Linked DNA regions of Mus musculus: region 2 is linked to region 1. The links are chromatin contacts, found by Hi-C in ENCODE. All regions are on one chromosome and are shown on one strand. The core of a region is the stretch at or near the end of the contact, and the rest is flanking DNA. Distances in the headings are between cores, read along the strand shown.

Evidence for each region. Hi-C counts contacts between places; a loop is a spot of excess contacts on that map.
Region 2: a loop to region 1 is called in a map of gastrocnemius, with 5 times the contacts of the local background. The contact joins the promoter of Per3 here to the promoter of Ubiad1 in region 1. A Hi-C loop is called at or near these places in 2 of 37 maps with a recorded cell type or tissue (T-helper 2 cell and gastrocnemius).

The regions. Positions count from the first base shown.
Region 1 is chr4:148,443,366-148,448,407 of GRCm38, reverse strand. Ubiad1 (UbiA prenyltransferase domain containing 1) reads left to right here and starts at 3,648. Exons shown (of 2, transcript NM_027873.3): 1 at 3,648-4,480. The coding sequence starts at 3,958. It also overlaps the pseudogene Gm23303.
Region 2 is chr4:151,042,583-151,047,555 of GRCm38, reverse strand. It overlaps Per3 (period circadian clock 3), which reads left to right and starts at 2,891. Exons shown (of 21, transcript NM_011067.3): 1 at 2,891-3,448; 2 at 3,852-3,997; 3 at 4,765-4,880. The coding sequence starts at 3,324. Gm38529 reads right to left here and starts at 2,703. Exons shown (of 2, transcript XM_017320565.2): 1 at 2,528-2,703. Vamp3 (vesicle-associated membrane protein 3) reads left to right here. Exons shown (of 5, transcript NM_009498.4): 5 at 1-251.

The DNA.
Region 1 (5,042 bases), core at 2,399-4,898:
GGACTATTCCGAAGAGCCAATCAGTCGTGAGTTGACTTCGGTCACTTCCACGAACACTTCCGGTACGTCGCTACTACAAGTCCCCTCCACACACGCTGTGACCGTGTGGAGCCACGGTTTGGTACCCTAAGGACCTGTTGAAAGAACTGGGGCAGAGGTTAGGGATCGTGCTCGGGATGCTGAGAAGGGGCCGAGTGTCCGACGCTCTCGAATCACTGCAGAAGACATATCTTGGAAATCGGTTCACTGAGGAACTCTTGCTTTCTCGTTTGTAAAACTGAATATGCATTTGCAAGGGTTTTTTTGTTTTTGTTTTTGTTTTTTTTTATTCTCACTGTCCCCAAATTGCCTTACTTGTGAGCTCATTCTCAGGATAAGATGATCACCGAACTACTTTAAATACAAGATTTTAAAGAAAAATCCTTAAAAATTTTTTTTTATTTTTCAAACGGGCAATAGCCGGAGCTAGGGATGTAAACCAGTCGATAAGAGTGTTTGCCCACCCCGGCGTGGTGGTGCACGCCTTTAATCCCAGCACTTGGGAGGTAGAGGCAGGTGGATTTCTGAGTTCGAGGCCAGCCTAGTCTACAGAGTGAGTTCCAGGACAGCCAGGACTACACAGAGAAACCCTGTCTCGAAAAACCAAAAATAAAGAGTGTTTGCCCGATAGGCATGAAAGTCGTGGGTTCAATTCCCAGCACTGTGTAAAGTGCATGCCTGTCTTCCCAGAACTCTGGTGGTGGAGGTTTAGAGGGTCAGAAATTCAAGGTTGAACTAGGGAGATTTCTCAGTGTTTAAGGCCCTTCCAGAGAACCTGCTCCAATATATAAAAATGTATCATTAAAATTTTTCATATGAAATTTATGCAGATCTTTTGTTTAAATCTTTATTTTTTTATCAGTGTTGTAATACACACTGAAAATTCCTAAATAGCTTGAATTAGGAATTTGAGTGAACTATTAAACACATTAATATTAAAAGAAACATGTGAAGCTATTAGTAATGATAATGCAGATAAATATTTGCTAGTAAGGTAAAGATTTCCAATTAGTTGAAAGCGTTAAATGTTTTTAAGTTAAAAAACAAATTAAAAACACACCAAAGTACAAGTTATACTACAATACAACCCTTTATAAAGCATTGATAACACTTCCTAGATACTAATTTGGGGAAATGCCAACTAAAATGTAATGAGATTTGGGGAAGACACACTTTCTTTAGACTGTGCCACCAATTATTTGTATATTGAAAAGAACTGTTGAAGAAATAAAGCTTTCAGAAAATCTACATGCCAGGCAAGTGTTAATGCGTGGCCCAGGAACCAAACTGGCAGGTGACCTAAATCCTTTGTCTTGTCACTTTTGGTTAAGGTAATTAAGGAAATAAGGTGTTCCTCTAAGTTGGCTGTTCTTCACTATGTCTAACTTTTATTTTTTATTTTTAAGACAGTGCCTTGCTGTACATCCCTGGATGGCCTAAAACTTGCTATGTAGAGTTCCAGGTGAGACTGGCTTTCAAGGGAATGAAACGGGTGCAGCAAAGAAACCAAAATAGCTGCTCCATAGGTGAAAAAAGAAAAAGTTTATTTCCAACTGCCAAGGCTGTCTCGGGAAAGCAGAGAGAAGCTATGGGGGTGGGGCGGGCTGGGTCGGGCTGGGTCGATGGATGGTCTCTATGATCTGGATGGATGCTATCTGTGATGGGGAAGAATGGACCTCCAGGGTTACATGGGACTGTGTACCTGGGGGAAAAGGAGCCCTTGAGCTGCCATGGAGACTCTTGAGTAGGGTCTGAGGGAGTCTAGAGGCTAACTTCTCACCTTAGTCATATGTTAATGGAAGCCCTCAGATTTATAAGAATGACCCCTTTTAGCAATTAGGAACTATGTCTTCAAGCTCCTGGAGGAATGCTGGGTTTTGTCTAAATGCCAGACAAAAGACATAAAAGGAATTTCTTAGGGCCTCCTATTTGTGACCTGTCTCTGACTCCCACCCCCCACCATGCCCCTTCTTCCACTGCTGGGATTACCAAGTGTTCACCTCCTTGCCCAGCCTCAACTTGTTTTTTCACTGTTTGTTTTGTTTCCGGTGTTTTGAGATAGGGCCTCACTATGTAAACTGGACAGTCCCTCAACTGTCCTGGAACTCACTATGTAAACCAGACTGGCCTTGAACTGACCGATCCTCTTGCCTCTGGAGTGTTAGACTAAAAGGCATGTGCCACCTTGCCTGGCCTAACATCTGTGTGGGTTTTTTGTGGTTTTTAATTTTTCCTGATCATTTATTTTTTAAAATTCACTTTACATCCCCATCGCAGCATCCCCTCCCTCCAACATTTCAACTCTCGTTGAGTACCAGCTGTTCTTTCACAGGACTCAGGGGCAGTTCCCACGTTAGGATGTTCACAAAAGCCTGCAGGGTGTAGGGTTGGGATGTAGCTCAGATAGTAGATTATCTGCCTAGCATGTGGAATCCCCAGCACCCCATAAAACCAAGTGTGGGTGAATGCTTGTAATTCCAGCACTCAGGGAGTTGGAGGAGATTCAAGGTTGGATCAAAATTTCAAGGTCATTATGGGCTACATTGCCAATTTCTAGCCAGCCTGAGCTATATAGGCCCCTGCCATTTTATTATTGGATTTTTTATGAATAGGTGTTTTGCCTGTATATATGTATATCTAGTGTGATCTTCTTGCATGTATGCATGCCTGGTGCCTTTAAAGGCCAGAATAGGGGGTCAGATCCCCTGGAACTGGAGATACAAGCAGTTGTGAGCTCTTGGGGGTGCTAGGAATCAAACCCTGTTCTTTGGAAGGGCAGCTAATGCTCTTAACCGCTGAGCCATCAGTCCTGGCCCTGTCTCCAGAAACAAAGCAAAAAACCATGTAGGTCTTTACATCTTAGTACACAGAAAGCTTCCTACTTCTTTTTCTTCCAGCTATACATACATGTTCCATCACATAGTACCGCATTTTCTTTTCCAAGCTCTTGGCTTATGAACACTTCTCTTTTCTTCTTTCGGTCTCTCCTCTCTTCCCTTCCATTTCCTTTCCTTTCTCCTTCCCTTCCCTCTTCTCCATCTCCTTTTTGCAGGGTGGTGGTGGCACACACCTTTAATCTTACTCAGCTCCTGGGAGGCAGAGGCAGGTAAATCTGAGTTCGTGGCCAGCCTGGTCTACAGCGTGAGTTCCAGGACAGCCAGGGCTACATACACTGAGAAACTTTGTCTTGAAAACCGAAAACCAAACAAAAAGATAATCTCACGAAGCTTGAGTTGGCTTCAAACTCACTATATAATAAGGGATGTCCTTGAATTCTCTTCCTGTCGTCGTCTCCCAAGTTCTAGGGCCATAAGGATGCACCACCAGCCCAGCAATGCGCACAATACTTTCAACGTAGGATGTATTGGGGTAACCACAAATGAGTCTTATTTCTTATTTCAGTAAGTGAACCTGCCCAGTATAACGCAAAGCGACACGCCCTGAAATCCCAGGAGGGCTAAACAGCTGCTTCTTTCCAGTGACTTGCTTTTAGCTAATTTGTTGAACCTGGGCTCTGGCCTTTGACCACACCCCTCTCCGACCACGCCCCTCGCCGGCCTTCACCGGGCCCTGCCCGCCCCAGGTCCGAGTTTCCGGGCCGGCCTCCTGAGGCCGACGCACAAGATGGCGGCGCCGTCCGCCCGATAGGGGTTGCGGGCTGAGGCGGGTTATTGAGTTGTGGCACGGGGGAAGCGACCCCAGACAGGCTTCGCTCAGGTGACAGGTGGGCGGGCAGCGCCGCTGGCCCCGTGGCGGTGCATGGCCTGGTTGCTGTCTTCAGTTTTCCCCGCCTCCCAAACCCTGACCGGGGGCGGAACCAGAGAAAGGTCAGGCCAGGCTGTCCCGCCTGTCTCCGTCCTGGGGCGGTCCCCTTGAGTGGCTCACTTTTAGAATTGACTTTAGCCACGTGTAGCTTCCATGGCTGCGGTACAGGCCCCGGGGGAGAAGATTAATATCCTGGCAGGAGAGACAGCCAAGGTCGGGGACCCGCAGAAGAACGAATGGCCCGAGCAGGACAGGCTTCCCGAACGATCCTGGAGGCACAAGTGCGCCTCCTACGTGTTGGCCCTGAGGCCCTGGAGCTTCAGTGCCTCACTCACCCCTGTGGCCCTGGGCAGTGCCTTGGCCTACAGGTCTCAGGGTGTCCTGGATCCCAGGCTGTTGTTGGGTTGTGCAGTGGCTGTCCTGGCTGTACACGGGGCCGGCAATTTGGTCAACACATACTATGACTTTTCCAAGGGCATTGACCACAAAAAGAGTGATGACAGAACTTTGGTGGACAGAATTCTGGAGCCCCAGGATGTTGTTCGATTTGGAGTCTTCCTCTACACCTTGGGCTGCGTCTGTGCTGCTTGCCTCTACTACCTGTCCGCTCTGAAATTGGAACACTTGGCTCTCATCTACTTCGGAGGCCTGTCTGGCTCCTTTCTCTACACAGGAGGTAAGAATTGGCCTGTTTCCTGCTCTAAGGTCCCAGTTGCCTAAACTGGAAACTGCTACCTTCCATAGGAATGGTAGACGTGTCAAAGACGCCTTACTAAAGTAGGCCACTTGACTGGAAATCCAAAATGTGTGTATCGTGGATACTTTGAAACCTTAAGTTGTGAAAATACTGGTTTGGCAGTGGATTATGAACACTGCTCCCCCGATGGAGACATGGCTTAGCCTTTAAGATCTCTTACTGTGGGCTGGAGACCCCCCTACAGTTGGCTTAGTGGTTAAGAGCACAGGCTGCTCTTCCACAGGTCCTGAGTTCAATTCCCAGCAACCACATGGTGGCTCACAGCCATCTGTAATGGGATCTGATTCCCTCTTCTGGCATGCAGGCTTACAGTGCAAACAGAGCATTCATGTACATAAAATACAGAAATAAATAAATGTTCATACTTACCTGGCAAGGGAGATGCCATGATCTCAAAGGTGGTTTTCCTGGCCAAGACTTCTCTATTGTACTCCAATATGCTGACCCCTGTGATTTCCCCAAAGGTGGGAAACTCAACTGC
Region 2 (4,973 bases), core at 1,642-4,141, 2.6 Mb before region 1:
CCAACTGGTTCTAGTTTTTTATCTGTTCCCCTAACATTACTGAAACAATACAGATGTTGAAGATATGCCTTGCCGCATCAGCCTAGGGCTTCTGTCCTGGTCTGACCTCACAACTTTGGTGCTGTCTCCTCATATTCTGTCCCATGTAACTCAGTGGCTCCTGTATTAACACAGTGATACCTCGCTTCTCTGTGCATTTAGCTGGGAATGTTCCCGGTATGGTGACCAGAATAAAGTTGTTTATTAACATGATCCTGTGTCGTGTTTCTTGGAGTGGAGTTGGGAATACACCTGATGCATGTCCTAAACTTCTGACCCTTGATGCTCCCCCTCCCTCCCTGACAAACTATGTTTTTTTCTTATTCATTATCCTAGGAGCACATATTCCTGTGAGAAGATGTAGATCTCACCCTGTGTTAGGGGACTCTAGAGCAACAGAACTAATAAGGTGAACATATATTTTTAAAAGATTTTTATTATGTGGTATGGTCTACCTCACACTGAAGATGCTGAGAACCTGATAGCTGCTTAGTCCATGAGGCTGAGTTCCTCAGAAGTTTCCATCTGGTACTGTGGGCCTGGAGGACTCCTGGAAAATCTCTGGTGTTAAGCCCATGTGGAAGCCCATGTGGAAGCCCATGAAAACATACTGAGTTCTGATAACATCAGAGTGCAGCAACAGCAGGGTAGATTAACTCGCCTGTGAGTGAAGGCTTGCAGGCAAAGAGCAGAGCTTCCTTCTCCTATCTTCCCCACTTTACATACTCCGAGCAGGGAAACCCATCAGGAATACCTGGCAGGCTGCCTTTTAGTTGATTCCACATACAATGGAGTCGACAACTGGAATTAACCATCATATACCTTAATGAAAAGTGCTTTTCAGAGCAGAGATGAGTCCATAGCTGGTTTGCAGTTACCAGACCAGTAAGGATTTGGCTATTGGGTTTCTTAAATAGTGTCTTCTGGAAGTGATTTGTAGAGTTGACCCTGGTACACCACACAGCTACCAACCACACAGGTAAACTTAGGGGAGGCATGTCCCAAATGTGTGGCTTTTTTTTTTTTTTAATCTGCCTTCCTTTGAATATATTTCCCCTCATTCCCCCACTCTTGCAAACAATGTAATATAGACCGGGTAGGATTTTGTCTATGTTTACAACATAAAAGTCTAAATACTTTTCCTTAAGCACAAACCCCATCACAATCTGGCCCTTCCTTTCTCCCATTGCTTCAGGTTCTTTTTTTTTTTTTAGATTTATTTATTATTATTATATCTAAGTAACTGTAGCTGTCTTCAGACACACCAGAAGAGCATCAGATCTCATTATTGATTGTTGTGAGCCACCATGTGATTGCTGGGATTTGAACTTGGGACCTTCAGAAGAGCAGTCAGTGCTCTTAAGCACTGAGCCGTCTTTCTAGCCCTCGCTTCAGGTTCTTAATGACTAACCTGTACTTCACAAGGATGGCCTGAAAGGGACAGTGCTTTTCAGTTCTGTTAGCCCACCCATTTCCCCCACCCCAAAGGATCACTCAGATTCAGTTCCCCTTCTCAGCGGCCCTCCCTTACCCTCCAGCCTGTTCCCTGGGGCTCTTGCCTCCTTCCTCTGTCCTTCCCATTCCTACCAGTTTATGTCCTACCAGCATCTTAGGCTTTCTTGACTTTGAGGCATCATCCATGTGTTGTATGTTGAGTATGAGAGAATTTGGTTCTGTCCTCAGTACAATAATCCCTGCCCACATGTGCACCCAATGGTCGTACAATGAATGTTTCTTGAAGAACTCAGGAGTAGAGTAATCCAGTGTGGAGAAAGACTTTTTTTAAAAATCGGTCATTTGCCCAATATGAAATGTGGATACTTGCTCTCTGGCATTTTCCCCTTCTCCTTTGGCCTGAACACTTTCATTCATCCAACAAATACTTAGTGTATTTTTTTAAAGATCTTATTATTTATGTGGTGTATGTCTGGATAGCGTATGCTCACTGTGCAGGTGTCTTGATGGATGAGGGCATTGGATCTCCTATAACTGGAATTACAGGCACTTTGTGAGACACTGATAGAAGATGCCTGGGAACCATCCAAAGGAAGAGCAGTAGGTGCTTAACTCTCAAGTGCTGTGCCATCTCTCCACCCACTACCGAGTGTGTTCTTGATGTACCCAGGCAGCAGAAGGCTGGAGCTCTGCCCTGTACCTTTCGTTTCTGAAGGGTAGAGACAGTTATGTAAAAGGAGCATCCTGGCTGTTTCCTCGAAAACAGAGCGTCGCTTACAATACTATCTAACTCCTGTTGCCAAATGAACCTGTAACTCGAGGGCAGCCAAGGACCTTACCTTGTACCATTAAACTTGTATTTCTGAAAATACGGTTGGATTCTACCTGGGTTCACTCACCTATATTGGCGGGTGGGAGAAAGCAGCAAGTTTTGGAAAGATGAAAACAATGGGAACCCCAAAGCACTGCATTCCTGGGATACCGGGGAGCCCCAGAGGCCTGCGGACTCACAAGCGCCACCGGGTCCACTTACCTGTTGGCTGCGCGGACCCCGCCCTCCCGTGACTGACAGCCCCAAGGCCACGCCTCCGGGAAGCCCGGCAGTAGACTTGCGCGGCCCGGCCCTGTTGTCTTCCAGGCCACTCCACTTGGCCAGGATTGGCCGAGAGCCGCCCTCGCCCGACCCGCGCGTTATGTAAGGTACTCGGGGGCCTTTGCACCCGCCCACCCGCCCGCGGTTATGTAACCCCCGCCGTGCACGACCTGCACCCCGCCCTCTGACCAATGGGAGCTCGTGTTGCCGGTAACAGCGACCAATCGCGCGGCGAAGGGGCGGGACCGGATCCCTGGCGCGCAGGGGGCGGGGCCGGCGGCCACTGGGCACGCGGACGGCCTCGAGACTGGACTGCCCGCGGGTGGGCGAGGCTCTGCGGGGCGGCGGCGAGTTGCTCGGCTGGCGGGACGCCTGCGAGCCCGCACGGCCGGGCGCTGCTGCCCCTGCCTTCTGCCCGGTCACGCCGGACGTTGCTCTCTGAGGTGTTTCTCGATGCTCGCCGGCTTCCCAGCAAGGACGGTGGAAAAGTTGTTGCAGGCTGACCGCGCTCCCTGAGAGCCCCGCTGGTGGTCCGTCCAGCCAGCTTCCGCCATCGAGCTGTCGCTGTAGCTCGTCACCCCAGCAGAGTCTGTGGAAATGCTGAGGAGAAAAGTGCCCCTCAGATGAGCGTGGTCGGCGACCAGTCTTTCCCGAAGGCGATGGCAGGGACCAAAACAAGCCGGGTTTGGTTGCTAGCTGCAAACTGAGAGAAGCAGGCTGAGGGCTGCCAGGCGGGATGGATCCCTGTGGAGACCCGGCAGTACCTGGTGGCGACTGTCCCCAGACTAGGGGACCGGGGCTCCAGGGGGCGTCTGGCCAGGAGGGTCCTCTGCAGGGCACTTGCGTGGACAGCAGCCACAGGTGACGCTAGGAAGTCTCCCCACCACCCTCTGTGTTTATTGTCCTTCCCTGGAGCAGGGAAAGCAGGATTTACAACTTTTTATTGTATTTTTGATCCCGGGGACGCGGTAGGGGGGGGAGGCGACCTGAAAGGGAACTTCCAAATAGTTCGGTGAGGATTGATGGGAGGGGGAATGTTACTAAACTAAATTACCAGAGTACGGAAAGAAAGAGGAAAGTGGTTAAAGAATTTGACGGAGTTGGGACTGAAGGGAGAATGAAAGTGTAGAATGTCCCCTACCTGGAAGAGAAAGGGCATTAAACCTGTGACCTGGGCTAGTTGAGGTGGCCAGACATCCCTAAAAATCAGATATTCCTTGAGTGTCCACCATTACGGTTTCTTGTTTGTTTTTTTCCTATTCAGTGAACACGAAGACCGAAACAGAATGTCTGAAGAGCTTATAATGGTTGTCCAAGAAATGAAAAAGTATTTCCCAGCCGAGAGGCACACTAAGCCCAGTACCCTAGATGCTCTTAACTATGCCCTGCGCTGTGTACACAGTGTGCAAGGTAAATGCATTGCAGCGAATAGGGTGGCGCTGGGCTCAGTCCTCATGTGCAGTGGAACTCCAGCCTCCAGAGGCTTGGGCTTTATTTGTAGCCAAGACAAGCAAGTCTAAAGCTGATGTAAGTGGTGCTTTAGGCTTTCCAAGTTTGAAAAGCCAGCAGAACGTTATTTGTCTGACAGTTTAGTAACTGTGCAATATTGTGCCTATCTGTTGCAAGAGTAAAGAGTTGAGCAGTTTAAGTAAAACTCAGAGGACTTTTTCAAGGAGCATTGCCTTCCATGGAGATTACACGAGCAAATACATGTCTGGGTTGTTTTTTTCTGTCATGCACACACTTTGGAAATGCAGTTGTAGTATATACAAAATAGACTAAATCAAAGAACAAATGTTTTTCCTTCCCCCAGCAGAAACCGCTTTGCTCAGTCTGTGATCAATAGTTTGTGAATTCTAGTGTTTCCTCCATTAAAAAAATATATGTGTGTATCTGGACTTTGATTTTATTAACTAGCTTTAGAACTTCTAGTGAATCTTGCTCCTTGTAACCCAGAGCAGGCAGGATTCATAAAACTCATAGTCTTGAGTTTGCATACCTAACCTTGCATTCCTAACCATATCCTTGATGCAAACAAAAAAATCACCTGGTTTTGAGGGAAACCCACGTAAGGGATCGTCATCTAAGGAAATACACCAACCTTAGCGTGCTGAGAAATGACTTCTTAAAGATACGCTTGTCACCACTCTGTGTGTCTATCTCCCTGTCTTTCTTAGCAAACAGTGACTTTTTCCAGAGTCTCGGTCCACGCGGAGCACACCAGGCAGATGTGACTGTATACAGTCTTGAGGACCTCACCGCTCTGGCTTCTGAACATACTTCTAAGAACACAGTAAGATTTAATGAGTTTTGCCATCTCCACCTGGTGACTCTTCCTAGGGACCTTTTCTGGGTGTTAAAATAGTCACTGGAAGTTTCACTTGCT